Regions from separate parts of the Mus musculus genome. Here region 2 is linked to region 1. A link is a loop called in an ENCODE intact Hi-C map of the cell type or tissue named here. Cell type or tissue: heart. All regions are shown on one strand. Links, peaks and the distances in the headings refer to the core of each region. The heading gives the core; the rest is flanking DNA.

Region 1 (16,042 bases), core at 3,488-11,487:
CCTGCTACTGAAGGCTTTTCCACATTCAGTGCACACAAAGGGTTTCTCTCCTGTGTGGATTCGCTCATGCTCTTGGACTTGTTCCTTAGTAGAGAAGGCTTTCCCACAGTGGCTGCACTTATAAGGTCTTTCTCCTGTGTGAACTCGATAATGTGCCTTCAGTTGGGACATTTTACTGAACAGTTTCCAACATTCACGGCATTTGTACGGCTTCTCTCCCGTGTGATTCTGATAATGCACCTTTAGTTCACATGGAAAGTTAAATGATTTCCCACACTCATGGCACTTGTAAGGCTTCTCCCCTGTGTGACTATGGCAATGCACCTTCAGTTGGGATGGGTAATTAAATGACTTCCCACAGTCATTGCATTTGTAAGGCTTCTCCCCAGGGTGAAGCTTCTCATGCCGGTCTAGTATTGATTTCTGATTGAAGGCCTTTCCACATTGAGAACACACATAAGGTTTCTCCCCTGTGTGAATCCGTTGATGCACCTTGAGTTTGGCTGTTTTACTGAATGACTTCCCACATTCACGGCATTCATAAGGCTTCTCACCCGTATGAATCTGATGATGCACCTTCAGTTGGGATGGAAATTTAAATGACTTCTCACAGTCATTGCATTTGTAAGGCTTCTCTCCATTGTGACATTGTTTATGGGATGTCAACTCTGATTTACGTAAGAAGGCCTTCCCACAAATGTCACAGATAAAAGGTGTGTGATTCTTGTGAATCAATTCATGTTCATAGAAAGCTGACCCATCACTGAAGGCTTTTCCACACAGAGTACACACATACAGTTTCTCTTCTGTGTGAATTTGCTCGTGCTGTTGGAGTGCAGCTGCATTACAAAAGGATTTCTCACAGCTGCTACACTTGTAAGGGTCTCCTCCAGTATGAACTACACGGTCCACCTTCAGCTGGAATGGATGGCTCAGTGAATCTGACACATAAAGGAAAGCCTTTCCACCATTGTAGGAAACAATAGGTCTGTCCACAGTGAGAGTGATCTCAGGTTTATGCAAAGATATGGCATAGAGTACCTCCTGGCACTGAGAACTTTGATCTGCTTTCACCTGAAAACGGTTTCCATAGATCAGTGGTTGTTTATGGCTGAGAACATCTCCATTCCCAGTACTTCTGTATGATTCTTCTCCTCCATGAGTAACCACACAGTTAGCATTACAGGAGCCTGGTATAAGGAGTTGACTGGATGCAACAATGTCAATGAGCTGATCTCTTTCATTATGACCATTTGCTCCTAGGCTTACATCCAAACTTTTTGGAAGTGAGTGATATTGTGGAAGACCCTCTTGTGTTGAAATGAGGTAGGGTCCCAAAGGAATGGTTTCCCTGGGCTTTTGATATTCATGATCACTATTTTTGCTCAGAGTTTTCTTGAGGAAAGAACCAGGAGGGAAGAGTAGAATCTGGTTTTGTTGACCTCTCTTTGTAATGTCAGCACCCTGCCATAGTTCTTGTAAAAGGGAACACCATGAACCATCTCTTGTCACTTCACTTGCCACATTGCTATAAACTGATGTTTTCCCAGATGCTTTCTGTGGTAAGGTATCATTTCCTGATTTTTCTACAAACAGAAAGAGATGGAGGAATAAGCAGAGTGAATAGGATGGAGGATGAATAAATCATACAGATGGACTGAGATTGAACATTAATGCCTAAATCAGGTTCTAATGATGTTGATGGTGCTAACTAACAATTAGTAGAAAAAAAATTGTGTATTCAAAAAGAAAAACAAGTAGGAATTGCAAGATAACAAAATAAAGTATCAAGAGAAAATAGTTCAGAGGCCCATAAGAGAAAAAAATGATTAGTCAAACAAAAGGCCTTTCTGATTTGAATGAAGAAGATCCCAATTTCTGATCTCCAAAAATGAAGGAAAGGGACCATCTTAGAGGAACTGTGCTCACATATCTAAACAAGGCATGAGAGACTGTAAGCTCAAGGACTAAGAAGTCTATCATAATACAACAATGAGAACTGCTTGTTCAGAATAAACAGAGCCTTCAAGGCAAACCTATTAACACCAAGCCTAAGGTGCCACAACTAACTGGAAAAAATGAACCAGTCTAGGAAAGAAAATCAATGAAATCAGAGACAAACACAGAAAGCAAATCATAGACACAACACAAATGACAGTAAGAACCCAAAAGACAATATACTAATTCAAAAGTCAGATAGTAGAAGACACAAATTACAACCAGTTCTTTCCCCATTACTTGAGCAATATATTAACCAACTTGCCAGGTGTTCACAAACAAGATGTGCAAATAATTCTTGTGCACATACGCATGGGAATATAACCGGTCACTGTAAGAAGAAAATGCCTGAGGTAGTCCACTTAGGTTTACTCCTCTCCATGGACAGACAAGCTCATCCCACAAACTCATCTTTCAGAAAGTCTCACATCGCCTCACATCAATGATAAATGGACTGAATTTATTATAAAAATAAAAACTCCAAGGAGAAAACAACCTAATAGTGACCACCACTGAGGACTTGGTGAGACAACTGACAAAGGCATCATGAAATCTACCCGACTTGGGAAGCAATGGCTCACCTTGACATCTCTGGCCTGGGAATTCAGCCTTTGCTGTCTGTGCCTCCTTTCCTTTTTCCATCCTAAAGATGACTCCAGGACTGGGAATGGAATACCCTGTTAATCAAAAGGATATTGGGTTTTGGGGTAGTTTCTTATCTTTTAGAGATGATGCAATGAAGCTTTGCACTACCTCATTGGGAAAACCAAGTCAACACTCTTATTTTGTATAAATCCTAGTAGGTGAACAAAAGAAATGAAGCACCAGGACAAATGAAGTAAATACACACGCATGCACGCACACACATACACATGCACAGAGGGGACGGGGAAGGGAGGAAGGAAGAGAGACAGAGACTGACAGAGATTACACTTCTGATACCTCACTATGCTTTGGAAAGAGAAGGAAGAACATCTTTCCTCAATAAGGTCCACCCTGGGTCCCCAGCCAGCCGTGCTCACCCACTGCCAAGAGGTGGCTGTAGATCTCCAGCATCACCTCCTGGTACAGGCATCTCTGGGCGGAGTCCAGATGCTGCCACTCCTCCTGGCTGAAGTTCACAGTTACATCCTCAAAGGACATCCATCTCTGTAACAATGTACCACAGTTCACTGTGAATGACTCGTCATTGGCAAATGGAAAAGTTATATATATAAGGTTAAGTTTTTAATGATATTTCACATATTTTTCACAAAATATCTACTTTTCATTAATTTGGGGAGATAGAGAATGCTTATAAAGGAACCAATCCTTCCATCCATCATACACAACCACATTTCTTTCTTTCTTTTTTGGGGGGGTTGGGGGGTTTCGAGACAGGTTTTCTCTGTGTAGCCCTGGCTGTCCTGGAACTCACTTTGTAGACCAGGCTGGCCTCGAACTCAGAAATCTGCCTGCCTCTGCCTCCCAAGTGCTGGGATTAAAGGCATGCGCCACCATGCCCGGGCACAATCACATTTCTTAAGTACATTAGAAAAGGATTTCTTTTTAATAGTCTAAGAAAGAACACACAGCACAACATTAAGCAACAATATCCCAGGTTAGTTATGCTGGATCCACTGGATGCAACATTATGAAATTGGCATTTAGAAGCTGCTTTAAGTATTGACTTCTTGCTTGGAAACTAAATGCCAGATGAAACCTGACATCTCTGACTTCATTCTGGATCTGTCTTCTTGACTCTGGGTCACCTACCTTCCTCTACAGATTAGCACATAGTACTCAAAGAGGACCAGTCTAAACTACCCTAATCCCCTTCAAAGATGAAGATACAGAGATTGGTCATTGTCCTTAACTTTAATTTTTTCTCTTGAGGTTGTATACTAAAGCAGAAGTAACCAAGAACCCTCTCTTGTAATAAGGTCTTCTTAGTTATACATGTAGCTGCTTACCGATCAACTATGAAAACAAGCTTCCTACCTCCTGATCCCTAGTACAAAAATCAACAATTCTCTCTCTCCTTCCCTCCTCTTCTCTTCAAACAGAGTTTCATTCTGTGGCCCGACTGGCCTGGAACTCACTGGCCCAGAACTTGTTATATAAATCAGGATGGTCTAAAACTGCAGTTATCCTTCTAGCTCTGTGTAATAATTTCTCAAGATGTTTCCATTAAGTATTTTGCCCAGGTGAGAAAAGTAAGAAATGTACCTGCAATTTATCTTAACACTCCTTGCTCTCTGTACACTTGTACAATGTACCTCATAAGACTTCTCATACCACCTCGAAAAGAATACTCAAAAATAAATACACCAACCTTAGACACAGATTACATCACTTGAACATGGTAATTTCAAAGACCACAAAATCTTACATATAGCTAGTGCTAATAAATGTAAGCTTGACTCCATCTTCCAAAGCTCTCACAGGTTTTGGGTGTCTTTATGGCCCTTGGCTTCAGAAACTCCAAATTAAGTTCATATGGACACCTCTTGAAACTATTTTCTACAGGTCAACTCAGGATCCTTGGTCTACCTGACTATAGCTTGTGATGGTCACTGTTAATTGTTAACTTAATGTGGGAAGACCTGTCCTAATTACAGAAGAGACCATTCTTAGGGTATGAGATCTTGGACTATAAAAGGCAGAAGAGGGAAAACAAAAACAAAAAACAGGGCTGGAAAGATGACCTAGCAGTTTAGAACACTTGTTCTTACAGAGTACCTGGTTCAATTTCTAGCACCTACATGGTGCCTCACAACCATCTGTAACTCCAGTTTAAGGGGATCTGATGGTCTCATCTGGTTCCTAAAAGCATTAGGCACACACACTGTGCACATTAACATAAAAGCAAAAACACTCATCATACATACAAAATGAAATACCCCTCTGATATGGACTCAAGTTACACAGTGCACAGTGTTGCTCTGAGTCTCCCTCAGCCAACAGCAGCTATTGCCATGTGTCACCATCACACTAGACAGTACATGTTTATATTAGACACCAGCTTACCAGAACTATAAGGACCAGAGTGCATGTAAGTGACACCAACAAAAAGTAACTGAGCCAAATCTAAAACCTGTCACAATCTAAAGGATAACCCAAGTTATTCTTTAGAATAACAAGTTCTTAAGAAGTAATTAACACAGGAGAAAAAATAAGAGATTAAAAGACTAAAATACTTTTTAGTGACTCTATATGTGTGGGCACTTGGCTGGACCTTTTGAGGGAGACTATGCATATGATAGTATAAGCAGGAACAGTGATGTTAAAAATAACTTATGGTTATATAAAAAGGTGATCATCTCTGGGATAAATTCCAACACACAAAGAAAAGGATAGCCTTTAGTATTTGGTTACCCAATAACCTAGCAATGGAAAGGGATGAGCAGGATGGGAATATGCTGAAGTTACTCAAAGAAGGGGTTAGAAACACAATTCATTCTACTTTTACTTATGTATGAACATCTTAATAATACAACACTGACACCCTTCAGGTCCCCACAGGCATAACTGAGCACGTGCTATTTCTTTCTGAGCTGCAAGTACTTTTGACAGATCTTCTAGTCTGACACAAGTGACACCCGCCAACAGGCAAAGCACTGTCACTTACATGCTGCTTCTCTGTGTAAAATATATTCTGTATTAAAATTCCTTACATTAACATGTCAGGCATATCACTGTGACTACAATGGATAATTCCAGAAATATTCCATTGGAATGCCTAATAGGGAAAATATCAATTAATTATATTACCATGAGAAGTTTCCTTTGGAGGAGTCAACAATTTTCAATATATTTCATCCTGTGGATGGAATGCCTGCACAGCTGGGCTTAGTGGTACACAGTTTGGATTTCAGCACTTCTAAGGCAGTTGGCAGATGGACCTCTGAGTTTGAGGCCAGCTGGATCTACATAGTAAGTTTCAGCACAGCCAGAACAAGAGAGAGAAAACCTGTACCAAAACCAAAACAAGCTCCCGAGAATGCATGCACCTCCAAAATTCACAGCTACCTTTAACAGATGATCAGCTCATGACAGTGGAGCCTTCAGATAACCAATATGCTAAGACTTCAAAGCCTTAATAACTGGGAGAAGCATGGGGAGCCTTTGACTCAAAAACACAAGAGTTCAGAGCTGGCCTCAGCTCTACAGCTAGTTTGAGAATTTTTTTTAAGTGAATAAAGAAAAAAGTTAACATATCAAAAAACTCAGAAGGAACAAACACTGATAACTATAAAGAGTAAAAATGAACAGTAAAATAATGTAAACAATAAAAACAAGTAAAAAAGATATCATAAAGGAAAATCAACAAAGTCCCTTACAAATACTAAAATGTAAGCAAACAGCAATAAAAAATAAAGAAAAAAAGCCATATGTGGTGGTCTATGCCTATAATCCCAAGCCCTGGAAGGTGGAGGCAGAAGGATGAGGGATTCAAGACAACTGTGAACTGCACAGGGGGTTTGAGGCTAGTTTGGACTATATAAGACCCTACCAAGAAACAAAGACGACTAAGAGTGAGGAGCAGAAAGACCAGGTAAGTAGATGCTCAAAAAGTAAATGGACACTAGAGTGTAACCTCAAGCATATATTATGAACATATAAATTAAATCTGCAAGCAAATGCCCTGCTCTCAATGAGCTGACCAGCAGTGATCAGTAAGACTGCTGAGCCTGCACAGCTCTATCTACCTCGCTGCATTTACCCCAGCAGTGGAAATGCTGGGTGTCACACAACACACCTCACAAACTTGACTGCAGTTTTCCAAACTGGCCTAAGTGATACTCTCAGCAGTGGCTCCAAGAGCATTCCTCTGCTTCCTTGGGACACAGGCACATCTACACTTGATATTTTTAGTGTGGCTAATTTTAGACATTCCGGTGGAGGGAGCCATGGAGGAAGCTTAGCTTTTCCTGTTTCCTGAACCACACAAACAAGTCCCTTGCTCATTCAATTTTATATGGACTAAGCTTTTACAAGTAATACAGCCACTCTGAAGGAAGAGGCAGGCAGATTTCTGTGAATTCGGGGACAACCTGGTCTACAGAACTAAGTCTGGCCCAGCAAGGGCTACCCAGTGAGACCTTGTCTCAAAAAGAAAAAGAAAACTTTCTCACTCTGTGCCTTGCCTCTCTCACAAGGAAGGAATTTACACTGAGGAGAGTGGAGAACTTTGAGCTACGAGAGGGAGTGACTGGGGAAGGGGAACAAAGCGGTTAAGGACCATGACATGCTGATGACACCCAGACAATACAGGAATGGAAGACACCAGCAGACATTGCACAGGATAAAGTGAAATGACACAGAAAGCCTAATTTTCATACTCTCCATTCAGAAAAGTCACATTTCAAAATACTACAAAAGTGCAAGAACAGGTCTATGTGCCACTAATCAAACATCAAAACATTTTTGAAGCCGGGCATGGTGGTGGCGCACGCCTTTAATCCCAGCACTCGGGAGGCAGAGGCAGGCGCATTTCTGAGTTCGAGGCCAGCCTGGTCTACAAAGTGAGTTCCAGGACAGCCAGGGCTACACAGAGAAACCCTGTCTCGAAAAACAAACAAACAAAAAAATTGAAATCCTGCTTTTTAAAAGATTTATTTAAAAAATTTATTTATTTATTTTATGTATATGAGTATACTGTAGCTGTCTTCAGACACACCAGAAGAGGGCATAAGATCCCAATACAGATGGTTGTGAGCCACCATGTGGTTGCTGGGAATTGAACTCAGGACCTCTGGAAGAGTAGTCAGTGCTTTTAATGGCTGAGCCATCTCTCCAGCCCTAAAAGACTTTTTTAAATGTTATGAGTGTTTTGCATCTGCATGCATATGCACCATGTGTGTGCCGTATGCACAGGAGGCCAGAAGAGGCCATGGGATCCCCTGGAACTGGATGATAGACAGTTGTGAGCTACCACACTGGGAACTGAACCTGCTTCGTCTGCTCAACAGCAGTGTTCTTAACTGCTGAGTCATCTCGCTAGCAACCTAGAATCCTTTAAAAAAGAACAGTAACTGAGCTAAAAGACAGCTCAGTAGATAAAGGTATCTCCACCAAGACTGACAATTTTATGCCCAGGACCCACAGAGTAGGAAGAAATGATTTCCAACTGAAGTTGTCCTCTGACATCCACACTTTGTGACACGTGACAAAGAAATAATGATATTAAAAATTATCAAAAGAATGAGGGAAGCAGCACATTAAAAATAAAAAGTATTGGAGAGATAGCTCAGCAATTAAGAGGTCATAGTTTTAGTTCCCAGCATATGGTAGCTCACTCCAGTTTCAGTGGATTCTACATCCTATCTGGCCTCCTCAGGCACCTGCTTGCACACAGTGTACATGTGCAAACTCATGCAAGCACAAACACATAAATATATTTTTTTAATTTTTTAACCTTTATTTTTTTCAAAGACTTACTTATTTTATATGTGAGTACACTGTTGCAGTCTTCAGACACGCCAGAAAAGGGCATCATATTCCATTACAGATGGTTGTGAGCCACCATGTGGTTGCTGGAAATTGAGCTCAGGACCTCTGGAAGAGCAATCAGTGCTCTTAAACGCTAAGCCATCTCTCCAGCCAACACATAAATATTTTTAAAAGCTTTAAAAATAAATAGCCAGGTATGGTAGAACACACCTTTAATGTCAGCATGTGGGAGGTATAGGCAAATTACTGTAAGTTTGAGTCCAGTTTGGTTTACATAACAAGTTCCAGGACAGCCAGGGCTATCTAGCAAGAATCTTGCTAAATAAATAAATAGTCTCAAACCACAAATGGTCGAGGAGTGAGAGATGGCTCAGCAGTTAAGAGCCATCTAACTGACTGCTCTTCTAGAGGTCTTGAGTTCAATTCCCAGCAAGCACATGGTGGCTCACAACCATCTGTACTGGGATCTGATGTGTCTGAAGACAGCTACAGTGTACTCGTATACATAAAATGAATCTATTAAAAAACAACAAGACAGATGCTGGCCAACTCTCCCAGCACTCCTCAGTACCTGTGGCTCCTCCCAGCACTTCTTGTTCTGCCTCCTGCCTCCTATCCTAAACCTCTGTCCCAGCAGCAGGGCTTCCACTTCCCTTATCCTAGCTGAATCTGTACAGAACTCTACACTTTCTTGGCCTCTTTTCCCTGGCTGGCAGCTTCCAACTTGCTCTCCCTCCTACCTCTCTCCTCTCATGGTTTAGTCTGTGGGCCATGTTTATCCTGGTCTCTTCCCTCTGCCTGCTTTCTCCCTTGTATCTACAATAAAAATCTTGCCCATACTTTAGGAGAAGTCATGTCCTCCACTTTTTATTTCATTTTTCATTCAATAAATAGCAGTAATTGGGCCTAGTGAGATGACTCAGTGGGTAAAGGTGCTTGCCTATCAAGCCTGACCCCAAGTTTGGTCACTGGAACCCACATACAGGGAAAAAGAAGAACTAACTCTATAAAGTGTCCTCTGAGCTCCATGCCCACAAAAAAGGCAATCACATAATCATACGACACACACAAGTAATAAGATGCTTTAAATGGAAAACTAGTTAGACATGATGGTACACATCTTTAATTGGGAGGAAGAGGCAGGTGAATCTCTGAGTTGAAGGCTAACCATGGACTATACAGTGAGTTCCAGCCCAGCCAGGGATATACAGTGAGACCTTGTCTCAATGTATATGTAAAACATCTGAATGGTAGCATCCTTGGGGTAGAGTAAACGACAGAAGGTTTTAGAGCAAGGAGATTTCCAGCCCACAATATAAGCCTACCCAGAGATATATGCAAGAAAAAGTGAAATAGCATTTCCACGATACATTCAAATACAGGCACATTAACTCTGATATTTACTTAAACACCTAAATCTAGCCAGGCAGTGGTGGCACACACCTTTAGTCCCAGCACTTGGGAAGGAGACAAGCAGATTTCTGAGTTCAAGGCCAGCTGGTCTACATTGAGAGTTCAGGACAGCCAAAGCTATACCAAGAAACACTGTCTTAAAAAACAGACAAAAAAAAAAAAAAAAGAAAAGAAATAAAAGTTAAAAAAGTGAACACCTAAATCTATGGTGTTTGTCTCTAGGATTTACCTGAATAGCTCCAGTTTAGAGCACAGCAGTGCCCTACCAACGGCAGTCCCAGAGATAAACAAAGAATTTGGCTGGGTAAACATTAGTTTAAAAGTGGGTCTCTGTTTACTGGAAACGATCTTTAATCTTCCCCCTCAAAGGAAAACTACCTTGGCCTCCTGGTCACTTGGGAACAGTCTGCATTAGTTGAAAGACCCCACCCTGCTAACATAAATCCTGCTCTTTTTTTTTTCCTCTTCTCCTCCTGCCCCCAACTACAGTTTGCCCCCCAATAGCCTTTTCTTTCTATGCATGGAGGAGTCTAGTCTGGTGATTTACTGCGCTTTTGCTTATACACCCATCCCCAGGAGCTCCTTCCTGCAAGAGACACAACAAAAATTCAAAGCAGCTGTGATTTGGGGACTAAGGGCCTTGGACACATGAAAGGAAAATAATTCTCAGATGACAGTATAGAGGGCTAGCAGGACAATGCAGAGTGTAGAGCACCAAGGCCAGGAAGTCTACTTAGGGGACAGGGAATGGGATTGGCAGCCAGACCCTGGAGCACACTGCCAGGCTGGCAGCTGGGTCACATGAGTTCAACTGGCTGTGTCACCTGGGCCCCAACTTCTCTTTTTTAGACTGGGGCAAGAGCATCAGCTCAGGAGCCTCCTGTGAGGATTAGGACTGGGCCTGCACACAGGAAGCCAGCCCTGCTGCTTCCGCTGCTGCTAACTCCATCAACAGGACATACAAACACTTGGAGAAAATATTAGCACAATGAAAATCTAACCCGTAACACTACTCTTCAAAAAAAAAACAAAACAGTTGTGCATCAAGCAAAAATGTATGGACCAACAGGCAGCTGGAGTCTCTTTGGACACAGCTGTCAGGAAGAGGGATCTGATAAGAATTGCACACACAGTTAGGTATTGAGATTAGCAATCTGAGAGGCTGAAATCTGACCCTTTCCTTTGAAAGTCTAACTTTAAAGTCTTTCCCTGGAAAACCAGACCGCAGACCAACACAACTGTTCCTCTTTCGGATTTAAAATACCGTTTAAAAAGGTGTCAGTCTCGGAGCTCGTTGAGGCTCATTAAGGCTCATTAAGGGAAAACTACTTCCTGCTGTCTAAAAGAATGAAATCTCAGCTGTTATCTAGTTCAGGGTGGAAATGGGACATTCTGATCTGCTCCAAAGATCTGAACTTTATAAACTATTGTCCCATCGGAGAAGAGTTAATTCAACTCCTGGCTACCATTACTTGGGCAGGGGACAGCCACCAGAAAAGTAGATTCATCTGAAGACATGGTAAATAGTTGGGAGGAATAATTATCACCCTAACAGGCTCCCTCAGAACAGTGCTTGCAGATCTTCACTGTTAAGCTTCAGGCTTTTCTGAGTGCTAATACGGAAACTAACTTTTCCTTCTCTTTCTCGGATGCTGGTTCAAAAGCATACTAAGCATGATTTCTCTGAAATACTGGGCTTCCTCAGTTTCTCTGAAAATGCTACACCCACAGCTGTCCCTTTCTACTGTGGCTCACTGGCCTCATGCCTGTATATAAGGCTTAAGTCTCCTCCATCGCCCTCCTCCCTGCAACTACAGGATTTTCAGGATACCTGCTTTGTTACCCTGTTCTGTTTTCCCTAAAACAGAACATGCAACTTAAAACAGATCCATGAGACTAAGAACTGACAAACGAAAACTCTACCTCCTCAGATGCATCATTTCTTACAGGAATGGGCACAGCAGGAAAGCTTTAAGAACTGGGGATTGGATCTAGAGAGATGGCTCAGTGGTTAAGAGCACTGACTGCTCTTTCAGAGGTCCTGAGTTCAATTCCCAGCAACCACAGGGCGGCTCACAACCATCTGTAATGGGATCATGCCTTCTTCTGGTGTGTCTGGAAACAGCTACAGAGTACACACACACACACATAATAAAATCTTTAAAAGAAAAAAGAACTGAGGATGGCAAGATGTAAAAGAGGAACAAACCTAAAAAAAGAGGGCTCAAGAGGAAGAAGAACTTGACATTAAGTAGATGAGACATTATCTATAGTGGTATAGACATGTAACAATCCCACTACTGGAGAGGTTGAGGCAAAAAAAAAAAAAAAAAAAAAAAAAAAAAAAAAAGAAAGGAAAGAAAAAGAAAAAGTTGAGTTTGATAGCAGCCTGGGCTATATGAAAGAATTCCAGGCCAGCCTCACATTAAGACCCTGTATCAAAGAAAGAGAGGGCAAGGGGGTGAGGGGTAATTACTTAGTGTGTGCTATATATAGTCCCTTCCTAACGAGATTAAGATGGTCTCAGAAGTCTGCAGCTTCCTGCGTCTGCCCTGAAGACCCGAAGAACCAATCATGAAGTCACTCCTGCTTACCTCACAGGACTCAGGCTGCTCCTCTGCACCCAATGGCTGGCTCTTCTGTTGGAAATTTGGATCTGCAGCCATGGCCCCTCTGTCTTCTGTTCTTGACGTTTTCTTCGTAGCAAATCCAAATCCCTCAAGAGTCATGGACGTTGAAGAAGGGCTAGCTGTGGCACAGAAGGAAATCCTTAGGCCTGAATGATTGCAGTGGTCTCAGAGACACCGGAAATCACTAAAAGACAACAACCAAACATCTGACCATGAATTGGTGAGGGCCTATATGGAAGAACAGGTGTAGGCAGTGTAGAGGATACATAAAAGCCCTGCTCTTGTTATTAGTCTGGGTTCTAAAACAAACAACAAAAGAAAACAAACAAAAAATTAAAAAACCATCCATTAGGAAGGAAGGACACACTGCAGCACTCACATGTTAACTAGTAGAAAACCAATGTGCTAACTAACTTAGTCATTACAAAATGAGTACATAGGTGCTTATTGTAGGGATCCAGAATGCCATGCTAGGGAAGGCTCACTAAGCCCTCAGCACCTGCCTGAAAGGAAGTAAAATACTTACAAAAAATCAGTACGTTGCCAACTTAATTTTGATTGCATTTCAAACAAACTTTTTAGCTACACATATGCATTACTACTCTGCTTGATTTGCTCGTAGGTCACTAAATAGAAGAACAGGGGTACATATTCGAGCTGTTTTCATTCTAAGGAACACCCTGGCCACCATATCTATGCAGTCCCTTCTGTAGTCAGCATCTAAAAACAGCATTCCTGTTTCCTGTTGCACAAAGCGCTCAGGATGACAGCCAATTTTGATTGTAGCGTGAGTTTCTAGACATTTCCCCGTCTACACAGACACATTAAGAAAAACAGGCTTATCCAATCCTCACTCCCCCACTCCATGTCTGTCTGTGTGCCCCCTCCCCCGCTCCCATGTGTAAGTGTGTGTGTGTGTGTGTGTGTGTCTGTATTTGAGACAAGGTCTATTATTTAGCTCTGGCTATCCTGAACTTGCTATGTAGACCAGGCTAGCCTTTAACTTTCACTGCCTGGGCCCCATTAGTGCTGGGATTTAAAGATATGAGCTACTTACTCCTCTCAGACCAATACACAGTTTTTTAAGCACTCCAAATCAACACAAACATTAGGGTACAAATAAAACGGCCCAATATTATTTTGGTCAACTGCCAACCAGTGATCTTTAACGTCTGTATAGGATCCCAAAGACAGGCAAGCACTGATGCACATAATGTCCAAAGGATTCCCAAGTATGACTCTAATGTGCCCCAAAGAGTGAAAGTGTTTTTAATATTTGGGATCATTCCTTCAATAATGCTGGTCATCCAGAGGTAGGAACGAATTAGTTGGAAAAGGAGACCCAAAAGCAGCCCATAAAACAAGATTCCCTACTTTTACGGACCTTAGAAGAAATCTCTTGAGCTCAGCAGCCTAGATAACTAGGCAGCATGCAAAGCGTGGGACCCCCTCCCTCCCTCCCTCTCTCCCTCCCTCATCCGTGAGAGCCTGAGCACTCGCAGTTCCGACACCTGTGGTCTTGACACTTGCTACTTTGGTCAAGCCGACGGGATTTTCTTCACATAGTGCTAACCGGAATCAAGCCACAGTCACTGGCCACGCCAACACTAACGACCAGAGTCGCCCTCACAAGCATCCCACTCCCGCCCTAGGCTCCATCGCTGCCTCTGCTGACCCCTACGCCAATCACGGCTTGAGTGGGGCACAGGCCACCTCAAAGTCTTCGCCCTTAAGCTCCCGACTCCCACCCGGGGACCCGCTGCGTGCAGCGCCCACTCACTGAGTCCCGCCCCCTAATGGCCTCAGCTGACAACTTTCATGGACGACTGCGTGAAAACCCACAGGAGAGCACATTGGGAAGTGACAAAACACCCAAGATACGGGAAACCCTCGGGAACAGGGTGAAAGCGCACCACGCGACCCCCACCCCATCTGACGAGCCCCGGCAGCCGCCTCAGCCCAGTCCTTCAGCACAAACCAGCGCTCGGCACAGCACTGCGTCCTCCCACCCCCTGCGCCGCCGCCGCCGCCACTCACCTCACACTGCCCGGCCGAGAGCTCTGCACACGGCACGCCTGACGGCGACTTCCGCCCACGGAAGCCGAAGAGTCCCGGATGGAAAAGTTCCAAACCACCTCGCGGACCCGCCAGCGAAGTAACACTCGAATGACTACAACATTTAAGGTTTCACGGCCACTCTATTTCCGGTGTCTTTTAGATTTCCGGCAGGACATGTCCACGCCCAGTAGAATAATGCGCATGCCCACTAACACTTTTGACCCGAGTGTGCCTGCCAGCAGTCAGCATGGCAGACCGGGTGGTTCCAGTTTCCTTGGAAACTGTGGTGGCGGCGTGAGTGAGCTCCGGACGTTGGAGGCCACCATCCAGGAACTTTGATTCCATGTGGGCGGGCAGCTAAATGCAACGCCTTTGAGTGGAAGTCTGAAAGCTGTCTCCCATATGGTGTGACAGGCCTGGCAGGAATATGATAGTCTAAAGAGACATTCTGTGCCCCTTCCTCTACAGACTATTGAGACAATGGAACACAGAAATAGAAATTCCATGATGGGAGAAAGGATGTGCTGAAGCCAGGAGGCAGTCAGAGCAGGGACTTGTCACAGGAAAACAGATTTCACACCGTTCTGACAACTTCCTAGACCACTTTGCAGGACAGACTTCAGTCGGAGACAATGATAGCGAGGGGCCACAAACTAAGATTGCTTGGTAAGACTGCTTAGTTACATACCTCTTGCTTTCTATTTAAACCTAATTCTGCAGGGGAGAAGGGATGATATGATAGAGAGGTAGCTTAACAGGTAAGTGCCCAAACTGCTCTTAAGGGCTCAATTCCAGCACTCACACGTCAGCTCACAACTATCTGTAACTCCTGTTCCAAGCGGACGCTCTCTTCTGACCTCCAAAGACACCGAGCACACTAGTGGTACACAGACACTCGTGCAGATAAAACACCCATACACATAAAATAAAAATTTATATCTTGCCCAGTGGAGATGGTACACGTCTTTAGTCCCAACACTCTGTAGAGAGAGTCAGGCAGACCTCTGAGTTCAAGGCCAGCCTAGTCTATAGAGAAAGTTCCAGGACAGCCAGGAGAAATCCTGCCAAAAAAAAAAAAAAAAGAATTAAATCTTGATCAAGAAGTTGGCTCATACCTTTAATTCCAGTACTCTGGAGGCAGAGGAAGGCAGATCTCTGAGTCTGAGGCCAACCTGGGCTACATAACTGAATATAATCTCATAGCTCCCATTTTGCTATTGTGGAAAGATAAACTAGGCAAGATAGATCTCCATTGTTTTAAAATTGTATTTTCCTAAATTATGCAAGCTTTTGAGAAAGAAAAAAAAAAAAACCTTTAATGGGTTAACAGAAACTTTCGATTTCCAAGACAGAAAGCATCTGGGAATATCTAAAGACTTTTTTTTTAAGGTTTCTTTCTTTATTTTATGTATATGAGTATACTGTAGCTGTATTGATGGTTGTGAGCCACCATGTGGTTGCTGGGAGTTTGATTTTAGGACCTCTGCTCACTCTGGTTGACCTCCAGC
Region 2 (16,042 bases), core at 3,719-11,718, 1.7 Mb before region 1:
TACTGGAGAAAAACCTTATAAATGTAAAATATGTAAAAGGTCTTTTACTACAGGTTCATATCTGCAAGCTCATCAGAGAATCCACACTGGTGAGAAACCATACAGATGTAAAGAGTGTGGCAAGTCCTTTACTCATGGCTACTCTCTTCAAATTCATCTAAGGCTTCATACTGGAGAGAAACCTTACAAATGTACAGATTGTGGCAAGGCTTTTGCCGAGGGCTCAACTCTTAAATCCCACCACAGGATCCATACAGGAGAGAAACCCTACAAATGTAAAGAATGTGGAAAGTCCTTTGCCACACGATCAAATCTTCAAGGTCATAGCAGAATTCATACCGGAGATAGACCTTACAAATGTGCAGATTGTGGCAAGTCCTTTACCAGCCGATCCTGTCTTCGAACACATCACAAAACCCATACTGGAGAGAAATCTTATAAATGTAAAGAATGTGGCAGGTCTTTTGCCGAGGGCTCAACTCTTAAATCCCACCACAGAATCCATACTGGAGAAAAACCCTACAAATGTAAAGAATGTGGGAAGTCCTTTGCCAAACGATCAAATCTTCAAGTTCATAGCAGAATTCATACTGGAGATAAGCCTTACAAATGTGCAGATTGTGGCAAGGCTTTTATCAGCAGCTCCTGTCTTCGAACACATCACAGAACCCATACTGGAGAGAAATCTTATAAATGTAAAGAATGTGGCAAGTCCTTTACTCAGCACTCCCATCTTCAAACCCACTACAGAATCCATACTGGAGAGAAACCTTACATATGTACAGATTGCGGCAAGTCCTTTTCTAATAGCTATTCTCTTCAAAGGCATCATAAAACCCACACAGGAGAGAAATCTTATAAATGTAAAGAATGTGGCAAGTCCTTTTCCCAGGGCTCACATCTTCAAGCCCACCACAGAATACACAGTAGAAACAAACCTTGCAAGTGTAAGGAATGTGGCAAGGGTTTTGCAGAGGGTTCAACTCTTAAAACCCACCACAGAATTCATACTGGAGAGAAACCCTACAAATGTAAAGAATGTGGCAAGTCTTTTACTGAGGGCTCGACTCTTAAAGCCCACCACAGAATCCACACTGGAGAGAAACCTTACAAATGTAAAGAATGTGGCAAATCTTTTACCATGGCCTCAGCTCTTAAAATTCATCACAGAATCCATACTGGTGAGAAACCTTACAAATGCACAGATTGTGGCAAGTCCTTTACCCAGCACTCACATCTTCAAAGACACTGCAGAATCCATACAGGAGAGAAACCTTAAAAATGCAAAGAATGTGGCAAGTCTTTTGCTGAGGGCTCATCTCTTCAAAAACATCACAGAATCCAGTCATAAGAGAACCTTTACAGATGTAAAGAATGTTCAAAATCTATTACCTGATTTGCAAATCTTAAAAATCATCCTGGAATCCATACTGGAAAAAGTCTTTTCAAATGTAAAGAATGTTTTGAATACATTACCAAAGACTGTAAATTTAGAACACATTATAAAATTCACGTATGAGACAAAAGCAAGGGTAATTACTGACATACTTGTTCACCCAAGAAAAATGTTCTTTAAAATATGAAGTATAGATAGAAGCCTTTAACCAATATTTAACCCTTCCTCAATATCAGAGAGTCACACTAGGAAGCTCTACACTGGTATGAATTTGAAAACATTTTACCTAGAAATACATCGTATATTCACTCTGGTGGTTTGCCTGAAAGTGGCCTGCACAGATATATAGGAAGTGACATTATTAGAGGGTGTGGCCTTGTTGGAGTATGTGTGGTTTAATTGGAAGAAGTCACTGGGGGTGGACTTTAAGGTTTCAGATGCTTAAGCAAGGCCCATCCATTGTCATTCTTCCTGCCTCCTCTCGAACCATGTGTAGAATTCTCAGCTACCTCTTCAACACCATATCTGCCTGTGTGCCACCATGCTTCCCAAATGGAGATAATTGACAAAACCTAAAACTGTAAGTGTGTTCCTTAAATATTTTCCTTTATAGGAGTTACTATGGTTATGATGTCTCTCACAGCAATAGAAACCCTAAATAAATATGATATCCACTAAGCAATTTTTTGAAAATAGGTTACATATGTACTAATGTTTCATACAGAATTATTCTGAAATCAACTACTAATAATGGTATAGAATTCATGTTACATTTGACTAAACTTGTAATAATTTAAAACATAAAGACTTGTAACTAATATTTCTCATAACCATCTAAAATCAAAATTGTTGCACATTTATGTACTTCAGTGGAACAGGATATTTATATTTGTATGGTATAGCTTCGATGTAAAGATATTATAGGATATTATAGGATTTGAGCTTTAAGTATATGTTATAGATTATGTATAATATTAAATTAACTTTCTGTCTCAATTACTAGTAAATAAATTAGAGCTTGTGTTTGTTTACTGCTACCTTGGGGTAATGAATTTCTATTTTATACTGGAAAGGTATCATTAATGTTAGCCATTCTATGAGTGATATTTTTAACAAAAACATGTCGCAAAAATACAATGGGTAATTGGGAGCATTTTAGGGATGTGCAGTGAGGTAAATGTGGGATGTAAAGGTGAATACCACAGCACAAAGGATCTGGTAATGGAAATAGGAACGAGGCTTCCTGAGGGAAGCAAATACAGAAGGAAGAGGAAGGACGGTAACTTAATAAAAAGGTGCCTGAAACAGTCATGGTGCATAAGTGATGTGATAGGGGAAACAGGAAAGGAGGTTTCCTAAGGGAAGGGGAAGGGAGGCGAATATGGATGGATGGACGGTACCATGTAAGGATGTCTAACTATTTGCCTTGAAACCAAACTTCATATAATTCTGTTTATAAAGCTACATATATAGTTATGTATCTTACTTGAGCTGAGAACCCTCTCTCCAAGAACTGAAGACCACTTAATGAAAATCCTAATAGCAGTCCTGAGAAGTTCTTTTGAATTGTTTACTAGGGCTATCTAAGAGACTCCCAAAACCTACAGCCCATTGCTGCATTACTTATCTGGCCAGAGAAGTAGAAAGGATGTACCCATTGCTAAAGACACAGACCATGCACTTCAAAAAACAGGGCCCAGAGATTCTTGAGCTGGCACTGTGCTGAATGCTCCCACCCTGGGACTAGCTATTATGGTACCAAATAGTTTCCAAAGAGACAAGCAACCAAGTCTTTCCTAGCTGTGATGCCTATTAGCTACATCAATGACCAGCATTGCACAATAAATAAGGGTAAAGTAGTGGCGCATAAACCATGACAGTAAACAACAGCTCTAATTAGACTTAAGACCTACTCAACCAGAGGGAAAACATGCTCACTGCTAGTGCTAGTGAAGTCATGGTTATTGAAGGAGACTCCACAGCACTAATTTATTAAACCAGCAAAATCCCCACAATCTGTAAATATCTGGCCCTATACCTACAAATAAATATCATCTTTACTACTCATCAAGGAAACTTCTGTTTGCAACACACAGGGATCACTACAGAAAAGCACAACTAATCAACATGCAGAGTTCTGGAGCCTAATATCAATGATACATGTAGAGAAACATTGGTTTTTTTTAAAGATTTATTTATTCTATAGCTGTCTTCAGACACTCTAGAAGAAAGTGACAGTTCTCACTACTGATGGCTGTGAGCCACCTTGTGGTTGCTGGAATTTGAACTCAGGACCTTCAGAAGAGCAATCAGTGCTCTTAACCTCTGAGGCATCTCTCCAGCCCTAGAGAAACATTTGTATATCAAAGGCTTAGAGACCATTTCAGAAGAAGAAGCAGAAAAACCAGACCATAAGAGCCAGAAGATCAGGAAGTTTGCAGGCAATCATGTTTCCCAGTAATAACCAAAATGACACCCTCAAAGTGCCACCGACATGTTAGCTAAGCATGAGCTGAATAAGGACACCAGTGGACAGGGAAAAGAGCAAGAGGTCTTACCCCTACACAGAATCATTATAAATAACTGAAGAAAGGTCCATCTTCAATAAAGTTTCCTCTGAGATTCTCTTGGAACTTTACAGATAAGTCACAGAGTCTTCCCTCTTAGAGCATAAGTTTTCAAATAGTTTATATAGATTACTGATAGTAGAACAAGACCTTTAGTTACAAACATTCCCTTAGCAAAGTAAATGACTCATCCAGCACACACCATGGGAACTTAATTTTCAAGTCAGGGTCCATCACTTTTCAAAGAACATAGACTTCTCCCAATAAAAGTGATGATGCCTGGACACTGCTCAGAGGGCTTTGTTCAGGATGCCATGTGGGAGAACTACAGTGACCTGGTCTCTGGGGGTGAGGATATATTTCCTTCATGATTCCCACTTCATCCTAGGCTGTCTTTCAATCACTACTAATGATGATTAGACTTGCAATATAAAAATCACATACTAGGTAAAGGACAACTTATTCTTGTGTAAAAGACATCCCCTGTGTGGATACAGGGTAAAGATTAAGTAATGACAATAATGAAGTGAGAAGTAAAAAATAAACTAAAATGGTGGATGTCATGACTGCTGGACTTGAATGAATGGAAGGAGTGAATATGTTTCGAAAAAAAGAAAAAAAAAAGCTGAGTATCTTAGACTGGTTTTGTTTCTTGTTTGTTTGTTTGTTTTTGTTTTGTTTTGTTTTGTTTTTTTTTCCCGAGACAGGGTTTCTCTGTGTAGCCCTGGCTGTCCTGGAACTCACTTTGTAGACCAGGCTGGCCTCTAACTCAGAAATCCACCTGCCTCTACCTCCCAAGTGCTGGGATTAAAGGTGTGTACCACCACTGACCGGCCTGGCTTTGTTTCTTAATCCAATCATGTGACATGTTTCATTTGATTTGAAAATTGAAGCTATTATTACTTTAAGTTATTCTTGAAAGGTCTGTGACCATTTAAAAAATGATGTTTTATTCTTGATTTTGATGCTCTTGTTTGATGTTCTTTGTACTTTGTGTTTGAGTAGTTATAGCTGACATTGTTTCCTTTCTTCAGTCTCTTGGCTATCCTTCTCTTAGTTTTATTATTATTATTATTATTATTATTATTTTGGATTTTTGAGACAGGGTTTTTCTGTCTTCTGAACTTTTGAAGTCTTAATATAGTGAGGGGAAGAAATCTGAAGCGTTTTGTACCTGAAATAATTTTCCTATCACCATCTAAGTTTTTGTTTGTTTGTTTGTTTGCTTGTTTTCGAGACAGGGTTTCTGTGCAGCCCTGGCTGTCCTGGAACTCACTTTGTAGACCAGGCTGGCCTCGAACTCAGAAATCCGCCTGCCTCTGCTTCCCAAGTACTGGGACTAAAGGCGTGCACCACCACTGCCAGGCTCTAAGGTTTTGTTTTTGTTTTTTTATGTCCTCCAACTTTTATATCTTTGAATTATTGACCTCAAGGCACTGTCTACCCTCAAATGTTTTCTTGGATCCTCATAAGTTAAGCTTATACCCTCAGACCTTTCATAAAGCTACATCTTTCTATACAGCTATTGACCATGAGACATAGGTGGTTGATCACTGGGGAACAGTCACTGAAAACCGAGTTTTTTAGATAAGGGAGTAGCAGAAGGTTACATCTTGGAAAGATTACATCTGGAACTTGTATATCTTCTATCATGAAGCCTGTGAGCAAGGCAACCAGTCTGCCTTTTTGTTAAGCGATCTGGTAGTCTTAACTATCTAATGAATTGACTAAAGAGCTAATACAGTAGTGGATTACCTTGGGGTAAGGGGCTGGTCGCCCTATCTAGCTGTTAAGCTGCAGTTAGCTTAGCTGTCAATGTAGTCAGAGATCTGAGAAGAATAAATTATAATCTAGATGTCATATATTAATTTTAATGTGTTTTATAAAATGGAGCCAGTGGTACCAAAGGGAGCGCCTGCCTGCCTAGGCCCATGCCAAAGAGTTCCCTCTGAGAAATCAGCTATAGGATGAACTTAGTATGAAAGGGAGTTTATTTGGAACCTGGGGAAGTCGGTAGAGGCAGAGAAGACGGGGACAGAGAAGAACAGAAGAAAAGAGAAAGAGGGGAAGAGGCTGGCTGGGGACATTAGAGGGAGGGAGGGAGGGAGGGAGGGAGGGAGGGAGGGAGAGAGAGAGAGAGAGAGAGAGAGAGAGAGAGAGAGAGAGAGAGAGAGAGAGAGAGAGAGAGCGCGAGCTTTTTTATCAAGCCAGGCTCTTACCTGGCTGTTGCTAGGTAACTGGTGGGCGGATCATCAAGGAAGTGACCATTACTGATGAATGTTTGCACCCACAAACATAGACAAAAATCTTTGAATTTGTCCCAGCATTACAATAATAAAAAAGGTGTACTAACACTTGGGAAAGAACAGAGTAACAAAACAGTATAATCAGAAACTTAAACACAAAGAAACTAGCTGCCTTATGGTCCAACTCTAAAACTCCACCTATTCCAGTCAGAGTAGTTGCCCATGCCTTCATTCAACAATCAGAACGCGTAGACAGACAGATCTATTGAGTTCTAGGCCAGCTTGGTCTACATGCCAAGTTCTAGCTAGTGAAAGTTACTTAATGAGACTCGGTCTTTTTTTTTTTTTTTTTTTTTTTTTTTAATACGCAATAAGAACCGCTAAAATCATCACTGCTGCAGGGCCCGCACAGCATCAGAGTCCTCAATGGAAGCTTCTGGCCCGTCCAGACAGATCTGCCCAGGGGCCACTAGGAGGGGTCAATCTCAGGTTTCTGAAAACTACTGGACGCTGGCTGTCCCACTGTCACCCGCCCCTATCCCGGGAAAGATGACCACAGCCAACTCGGTCGTTTGCCCTACTCCATCAGGGATCAGTAAGCTGCTACTCGCTTACATAAGCTTCACCACGGCGGGGTTCTGCGCTGTCCTCATGGCTCCGCACAGCGGGCCCACAGTGCACTGCACTCCTGTCCATTGCGTACCTCTCCCTCAGAGGCAAAGCAGAACACTGAGCACCGCCTGCAGGGAAGACCCGCCTCCTATCCGTGCTTTCTGAGGGAACTGCATGTCCCGATGCTTTGATTGGCTAAAGAGGCGTGAGTGACAGACGTTCCCTTTGATGGAAAGGAGAGCTAAAGGCGTAGGGAGAGCCACACTCCTTCCCAGTTGTGTGTTCGCTAAAGGGTGCAGACCTGTTCCAGATCCAGGGAGATTTGCATTTAAGCAGAATTGTGTAGTGGGCAGTGCACATGAGCGACCCTGTGCTCTGAAGCAAGGAGTGCCAACTAAGTGCAAGAAGACAGCCGAGCCAGTTCTGGGAGGAAGAAACAGGTTCTGTGTAAATGTAGATCTCACTGGAGCTCATTCAGGTCCGCACATAGGGCCGAAGGCAGGGCTGGGAGTGACTAGCAGTACTGGTCCCTTCAGTCATGTGCAGCTTAAGGATGCTATCACTCAAACATTGCTAGCCAATCAGAGCTTCCAAGTAGGCAGTCCAATCGAGTGCCAGCGGGAGGCGGGATTTCTTGGCCGCCATGCCACCTTCCAAGCTCTAAGACTGAGGTAGTCGCGTTGGAGACGTTGCTCTGTACGAAGTGCACCGCTGTGACAAATTATGAGGCAAATTATGTGAAGAGAGCGGGTGAGCCTGCAAGCCGCGCTATGGTGAGCAAGGGACCCTTGTCCCCAGATGGGGTGGATCCGATGTGGTGCATCCTCACCGGGGTTGGGGCGGGCCTTTTGGTACTGGCATCAGGATTCCCCCTCCCCGTGGGTTTAGAGTTACTCCCCACCCCCACGCCCTTGCGGGCCTTGGGGGGGGGGGGGGACGACTTGATGAGCTCTGTCCAGCAAGAGGAGTGCCTCGATGTTGGTGACGTCAGTTCCCTGTATGTGAGCACTGGTAGTGTTGTTGGCGTTTCACCACACTGCTAACCTTAAGACCCTCTAGGTTTTCTGTGTTATGTTCTTGATGTTCTGAATGCATGGTGCAGGCTGTATTTAGATTTAGGTTCCCCCCCCCCGGGGTGGGTGGGTGGGAGGGTATAGGGGGGCTTTCGGGATAGCATTTAAAATGTAAATGGAGAAAATATCTAATAAAAAAAAAGGAAAAAAAAAAGAAAAAACGTATTCATTTTTTTTTCCTTTTACAATCTTTTGGGAGAGCACTCCCCATGTTTTAAATCCATATTTATTTATTGCGGGCTGGCAAGTGTGCCAGTGTGCCTGTGGAAGTCAGAGGATAGTTCCTGAGAATAGGTTTCCCACTGTGCTGGCCCCAGGGTTTGAATTCAGGGCAGCAGGCTTGGAGATAGTTACCTTTACTGGGCCTTTCCAGGCCCTCTCCTATTTTAACTTTTTTGAAGGTTTATTTTTATTTTATGTGTATGAGTATGTGCTTGCATGTGTGTATATACCAAATGCATGTGCAGGCCAGAACTGGATTTGGATCTCCAAGAACAGTTTTAGATGCTTTTCAGATGCCACGTGTGTGCTAGAAATTAAACTTGGGTTCTCTTTAAGAGCAACGAGTGGTTTAAACCACTAAGCCGTCTCTTCAGAACCCTAATTATTAGTTTAAGGATTATTTATGTTTTGTATATGTATGTGTCTCTCAGTATAAATGCTACATGTGTGTGATTCCCCACAGAGGCCTGAAGAGGATGTCGGAGGCCTTGAAGGTAATGAATGTTAAATGCTGTCATCAGCCACTGAAGTGAGTGCTGGGAACCAAACTCAGGTTTTCCAAAATAGCACACTCAACTGCTGAGTCATCTCTCCAGCCCTCCGTGTACTTCAGGGGACACTGAGAGACAAGTGTAAAGGTCTCTGGAGAGAGGTGTCCTTCATATCCTCGTCTGTCTGAATCCGTAAGCCCTAGTACTGAGCTTTTCTGTCCTACACAGTTTTCTCTAGGTGGGGCTGAATGGAACTACAGGAAAGTCTGAGATCCTAGCTTGAGTCCCCAAAACCCTCTGTGGCAGTTCCTCTTAACTTCTCTAATGCCAGCCTTTAATACAGTTCCTCATGTTCTTGTGACTCACGACCATAAAATTATTTTTTCATTAATTCATTAATTCATTCATTAAATTTACATTCTGATCAAAACCTCCCTCCCCCTCTCCACCCAATTCCATCTTTACAAATCCCTCCCCACGTTGCCTCCTCTCTTCCTGGGGCATCCAGTCCCAGCAGAACTAAGCACGTCCTTTCCCACTGAGGCCCAACCAGGCAGTTCAGTTAGGGGAAGGAGATCCAGGGGCAGGCAACTAAGTAAAAGACAGCCCCCACTCTAACTGCTAGGGAACTCAGATCAAGACCAAGCTGCTCATCTGCTCCAAATGTGTAGGGGATATAGGTCCAGCCCCTACATGCTTTTTGGTTGGTGGTTCAGTCTCTGTGGGCCCCCATGGTCCCAGGTCTGTTGGTTCTGTAGGTCTTCTTGTGTTATCCTTGATCCTTCTTTCTTGCTCAATCCTATCCCCTACTCTTCCAAGCTCCTCCTGATGTTTGGCTATGGGTGTCTGCATCTGTTTAAATCTGCATGTGACTCCTGTCTACAAGCATAGCTGAGCATTCACTAATAGTGTCAGGGTTGTGTCCCATTTGGGTTGGGTCTCAAGTTGGGGTAGTCATTGGTTCCCTCAGACTCGGCTCCATTTTTATCCCTGCATCTTTTGTAGGGAGAACAAACTGGGTTGAAGATTTTGTCGATGGGGTGATGTCCACCTCCCTCCACTAGAAGTCCTGCCTGGCCACACTAGGTGACCACTTTAATCTCCATATCCTTCACTGGTAGAAAAGAACCTCAGCTAGGGTCACCCCCATAGACTCCCTGAAGCCTCCTCCATCCATGTCTATAGTTAGTCCCAGAGATGTCTTAGAACCATTTCCATTTCTTTGCCCAGCACTCTCCTGCCTACCTCCAGCCATACCTGATCCCCATCTCCACTGCTCTCTTCACCTCCTTTCCCACCCAGTTCCCTCTTTTTTATCCACCTCCAGTGACTATTTTGTTTCTTCTTCATGCATTCCTTCTTGGGCATGCCCTGTTAGTTTCTTTGGTTTTGTGGATTGTAGCATAGGTATCCTGTACTTTACAGTTAATGTCCAATTAATTATAAGTGAGTACATGTCTTTCTGGGTCTGGGTTACCTCACTCAGAATAATATTTTTCAAGTTTCATCCATTGCCTGCAGTTTTCATGATGCTCTTGCTTTTAGTAGCTGAATAGTAGATGTACTACATTTTTTTAAAATCCAATCTTCAGTTGAGGGGCATCTAGATTAATAAAGCTGTTATGAACACGGTTAAGCAAGGATCCTTGTGGTATAATGGAGCATCTTTTGGGTATATGCCCAGGAGTAGGATAGCCAGGTCTTGAGGTAGAAGTATTCCCAGTTTTCTGAGAAACCACCAAATTGATTTCCAGTGGTAGTACAAGTCTGTACTCCAACCAGCAATGAAGGCATGTTCTCCTTGCTACACATCCACACCAGCAGGTGCTGACACTTCAGTTTTTGGTCTTAGCCATTCTGACTGCTTATAAGATGGAATCTCGGAGTCTTTGATTTGCTTTTTTTGATAACTAAGGACATTGAACATTTGTTTAAGTGTTTCATGGCCATTCAAGATTCCTCTGTTGAGAATTCTCTATTGAGTTCTGTACCTCAATTTTAATTGGGTTATTTGGTTTGGTGGTATCTAATTTCTTGAGTATATATATATATATATATATATATATATATATTTTGAATATTAGGCCTCTATTGGATGTAGGATTAGTAAAGATATTTTCCCATAATGTAGGCTTCTATTTTGTCCTATTGATGGTATCTTTAGCCTTACAAAAACTGTCCAGTTTCATGAGGTCCCACTTATTAATTGTTGATCTTAGTACCTGAGCTATTAGTGCTCTGTTCAGGAATTTGTCTACTGTATTCAAGGCAGTTCCCCACTTTCTCTTCTATTAGATTTTTAGTGTGTTTGATTTTATGTTGAAGTCTTTGATCCACTTGGAGTTGAGTTTTTTGCAGGATGATAGCTATGCATTGTCTTAATTGGTGTTTCCATTGCTACGAAGAGACATCATGACCAAGGCAACTCTCATAAAAGGAAACATTTTATTGGGGCTGACTTACAGTTTCTGAAGTTCCATCCATTATCATCATGGTAGGAAGTATGGTAGCATGCAGGTAGACATGATGCAGGAGGAGCCTGGAGTTTATCTTGATTTAAGACTCTCTTCTGTAGGAAGCCTGGAGGAGACTCTCTCTCCACACTGTGTGGAACTTGGGCATAGAGACCTCAGACCCCATTCCCACAGTGAAACACTTCCTGTATAAGGGCATACTTCTTTCAATAAGGCCAAAATCCTAATAGTGCCACTTACCATGGGCCAAGCATATTCAAATCACCACTTGAGGCTATTTGCATTCTTTTACAAGCAGACATCTAGTTAAATCAGGACCATTTGTTGAAGATGCTTTCATTTTTCCAATGTAAGGTTTTGGCTCCTTTGTCAACTATCAAGCATTCATAGTTCATAAGTATATAGGTTTATTTTTGGGTCTTCAATTCTATCAATCAGCCTGTCTGTGTTTATGTGAATACCATGCATTTTAATTAGTATTGCTCTGTAGTGTAGTTTGAAATCAGGGATGGTGATGCCTTCAGAAATTCTCTTATTGTACAGGATTGTTTTAGGTATCCTGGGGTTTTGTTTTTCCATATGAAGTTGAGAATTGCATTTTTAAGGTCTGTAAAAAAATTGTATTGGAATTTTGATGGGAATTGCATAGAATATGTAGATTGCTTTTGGTGAGATGGCTATTTTTACTATGTTAATTCTACAGATCCATGAACTTGGGAGATCTTTCCATCTTTGGATGTCTTCCTTAATTTCTATCTTCAGAGACTTGAAGTTCTTCTCATATAGATCTTTCACTTGCTTGGTTAGAGTTACACCAAGGTATTTTATATTATTTGTGGCTATTGTAAAGGGTGTTATTTCCATAATTTCTTTTCTCATTTGTATAAAGAAGGGCTACTGATTTTGAGTTAATTTTGTATTGAACCACTTTGCTAAATGTGTTTATCACCTGAAGGATTTCTCTGGTAGAAATTTTGGGATCACTTATATACTATCATATCATCTGCAAAAAGCAATATTTTCACTTCTTCCTTTCCGGTTTGTAACCCTTATCTCCTTTACTTGTTTTATTGCTCCAGGTATAACTTCTAGTTCTATGATGAATGGATAGGGAGAGAGTGGACAGCCTTGTCTTGACCCTCATCTAAGGCGAATTGCTCTGTTTCTCTTCCTTTAATTTGATGTTGGCTGTTGGTTTGCATAAATTGCTTTTGTTATGTTTAGGTATGCACTTTGTATCCCTGATTTCTCCAAGACTTTTATTTTTTTACTTTTAAATTATTCGATATTTTCTTTATTTACGTTTCAAATGTTATCCCCTTTCCTGGTTTCTGCTCCGAAAAACCCCCAACCTATCCCCCTTCCCCCTGTTCACCAACCCACCCACTCCCGCTTCCTGGCCATGGCATTCCCCTACACTGGGGCATAGAGTCTTCACAGGACCAAGGGCTTCTTCTCCCATTGATGTCCAACAAGGCCATCCTGTGCTACATATGCAGCTGGAGCCATAGATCTCTCCATGTGTACTCTGGTTGGTGGTTTAATCCCTGGGAGCTCTGGGGGTACTGGTTAGTTCATACTGTTGTTCCTTCTATGGGGCTGCAAGCTCCTTTAGCTCCTTTAGTCCTTTCTCTAGCTCCTTCATTGGGGAACTTGTGTTCAGTCCAATGGTTGGCTGAGAACATCCACCTTTGTATTTGTCAGGCACTGGCAGAGCCTCTCAGGAGACAGCTATATCAGGCTTCTGTCAGTAAGCATTTGTTGGCATCCACAATAGTGTCTGGGTTTGGTGACTGTATATGGGATTTATCCCCAGATGGTGCAGTCTCTGGATGGCCTTTCCTTCAGTCTCTGCTCCACACTTTGTCTCGGCATCTCCTCACATGAGTATTTTGTTCCCCTTCTAAGAAGGACTGAAGTACCCATACTTTGGTCTTCCTTCTTCTTCAGCTTCATGTGATCTGTGAATTGTATTTGGGTATTCTGAGCTTCTGGGCTAATATCTATCTACTTATCAGTGAGTGCATACCATGTGTGTTCTTTTGTGACTGGGTTACCTCACTTAGGATGATATTTTCTAGTTCCATCCATTTGGCTAAGAATTTTATGAATTATTGTTTTTAATAGCTGAGTAGTATTCCATTGTATAAATGTGTACTGGCTGGTTTTGTGTCAACTTGACACAGGCTGGAGTTATCACAGAGAAAGGAGTTTCAGTTGGGGAAATGCCGCCACAAGATCCATCTGTAAGGCATTTTCTCAATTAGTGATCAAGGGAGGAGGCCCCATTGTGGGTGGTGCCATCTCTGGGCTGGTTGTCTTGGTTCTATAAGAGAGCAGGCTGAGCAAGCCAGGAGAGGCAAGCCAGTAAGTAACATCCCTCCATGGCCTCTGCATCAGCTCCTGCTTCCTGACCTGCTTGAGTTCCAGTCCTGCATCCTTTGGTGATAACAGCAGTGTGGAAATGTAAGCGGAATAAACCCTTTTGTCTCCAACTTGCTTCTTGGTCATGATGTTTTATCCAGGAATAGAAACCCTGACTAAGACAAAATGTATCACATTTTCGGTATCTATTCCTCTCTTGAGGGACATATGGGGTCTTTACAGCTTCTGGCTATTATAAATAATGCTGCTATGAACAAAGTGGAGCATGTGTCCTTTTTATATGTTTCTCCAAGAGTTTTAGATGTAGGTGTTTTAGATTTTGTCAAAGGCTTTTTCAACATCTAATGAGATAGTCATGTAACTTTTCTTTCACTTTCTTTTTATAGTGGATTACATTGATCAATTTTCATATATTAAACTATACCTGTATCCCTGGAATGAAGCCGACTTGATTATGGTGGATGAAGTTTTTTATGTGTTCTTAGAATCAGTTTGCCACTATTGAGTACATTTCCATCAGTGTTTATAGTAGAAATTGATCTAAAATCATCTTTCTTTGTTGATTTTTTTATGTTGTTTTTCAGGGTGACTGTGGCCTCATAGAATGAGTTTGGCAAAAATGTTCCTTTTCTTTCTATTTTATGGAATAGTTTGAGGAGTATTGGTATTAACACTCTAGCGAAAGTCTGGTAGAATTCTGCACTAAAACTATCTGCCCCTAGACTTTTTTTGGTTGTGAGACTTTTAATATCTACTTCTATTTTCTTAGGGGTAATAGGACTGTTTAGATAGCTTATCTGATCTTGATTTAACATTGGTGTTATCTGTCTAGAAAACCATTCATTTATTTTAGATTTTCTTTGAGAACTTGTTTGGTGGTTCTAAAAGGGAAATAAATGCAGGTACTCTTATTCTCCTGACCAAAGACCTGTCTTCCTTTTATGATATCTATCTAGAAAATCACCCATTTCATTCAGATTTACCAAGTTTGTGGAGTATAGGTTTTCAAAGTAAGACTGAATGATTCTTTGGATTTCCTCGGTGTCTGTTGTTCTGTCTCCCTTTTCATTTCTGCTTTTGTGAATTGGAGACTGTCTGCCTTTTAGTTAGTTTGGCTAAGGGTTTGTCTATCTTGTTGATTTTCTTAAAGAACCATCTCTGCATTGTTCTTTTGTTTCTAAATCATTCATCTTAGCCCTGTGTTTGATTATTTCCATATATATATATATATATATATATATATTTATATATATACACACACACACACTTATATATATTTCTCACATATATATATATATATATATATATATATATACATTTCTTTTTATATTTTGATCTCAGCACCCTCCATCCCTCCCATGATTACCTATTCCCTTTTCCCTCAGAGAATGAGCACCCCCTCTTGGATACTACACCACCCTGGGACATGTAGGCCCAGCAGGACTAGGACATCTCCCACTGAGGTTCAGATAGGTAATCCAGAAAGGGGGAGGGGATCCAGTGGCAGACAACAGAGATAACCCTGCTTCAATTGTTAGGGGACCCAGATGTTCTTGGTGTAGCTGGTCTCAGATGGGCAGCCTGGGCAGGACAATGGATCTCAGGGGATAGTGCACTTTTCAGCCAACTCAACATGCTGGGGCTGGGGGTGGTGCTACAGTCAGCTTCAGTTTCTATTGTGGCTTTGACCAACACCTCAAAAGGAACTTAAGTCACAAAGAGACTTGTTTCCTTTTCTCTCTTTCCCAGGTGTATTTGATGTCCCAAGACTCCCTAATAGGTACCCGTTTCACCTATCTAAATATCTACTTCTCTTGATTTCCTTATCACAGTTGCAAGAGCTCTGGAGTCATTTCTGTCCAGGCCTTCTTCCTTTGCTGCCTATTTCCCTCTCACTCTCTGATCCTCTTGTGCTTGTGGTAATTAACTGATAGCCCTACAAGCTAAGGAGGTTCTCTGGCCCTATGTAAGGGAGAAGAACTACTTTTCTTCTTTCTGTTGTCTTCCTTTACTTTGTAAGAGTTCTAATTTTCCTTCCTCCTCTCCATTTCTTTCCTGCAAGACTGATGCTGAGACTTATCCTCAACCTGCCCAAATTTTGTCAGTATCACGAATGAAGAGTGGCTGACACTGTTTATCTGCAGTATTCTTCCCAGCCACAGATCCACCTCTGAGTAGTTAGTCATCCTTCAGACTCTCCCAAATGGAATTCCTGAATCAAAAGAATTCATCAGGTTGTCTTTGACAACTTATAGGAATTAATAAAAGTAAAATTTCTGTTCAGAAAATACCCCAACAAAACATAATTTAACAAATCCAACTCCAAATGGTTTTACAAATAGACAGTGCCCTCTTGAAGTTTAATTACAGATAGCCTCTAACCCCAGGGCCACCAACTTGATGATCTATCATAGGACAGGGAGTCCCACCCCAATCCAGCCCCACCCCAGTTCAGTAAGAAGCCAAACTGATTTCATTGCCCATTAATACCACAGCTCTGCCCCCCTCCCTCCCTCCCTCCCTCCCTCCCTCCCTCTCTCCCTTCTCTTTCTTTTCTTTCTTTCTTTCTTTCTTTC

Evidence for each region. Hi-C counts contacts between places; a loop is a spot of excess contacts. Peaks named below come from ENCODE experiments on the same cell type or tissue, not always from the same donor. Only the 100,000 strongest peaks of a DNase experiment are listed, where the experiment ranks them.
Region 2: it touches region 1 in a loop (6-fold over the local background); 3 of 42 quality-filtered maps call a loop at or near these places.

The regions. Positions count from the first base shown.
Region 1 is chr7:43,298,591-43,314,632 of GRCm38, forward strand. It overlaps Zfp715 (zinc finger protein 715), which reads right to left and starts at 14,710. Exons shown (of 5, transcript NM_027264.4): 1 at 14,514-14,710; 2 at 12,441-12,595; 3 at 3,021-3,147; 4 at 2,580-2,675; 5 at 1-1,586. The coding sequence starts at 12,575. In heart, for the core only: a CTCF peak has its summit at 6,870; DNase peaks (open chromatin) are centred at 6,821 and 10,671; H3K4me3 peaks cover 646 bases; H3K27ac peaks cover 1,207 bases.
Region 2 is chr7:41,626,101-41,642,142 of GRCm38, forward strand. It overlaps Zfp788 (zinc finger protein 788), which reads left to right and starts at 7,431. Exons shown (of 6, transcript NM_023363.3): 1 at 7,431-7,594; 2 at 8,580-8,610. Gm51480 (a long non-coding RNA gene) reads right to left here and starts at 6,913. Exons shown (of 3, transcript XR_003946761.1): 1 at 6,825-6,913. In heart, for the core only: a CTCF peak has its summit at 6,879; DNase peaks (open chromatin) are centred at 6,871 and 7,421; H3K4me3 peaks cover 2,125 bases; H3K27ac peaks cover 1,930 bases.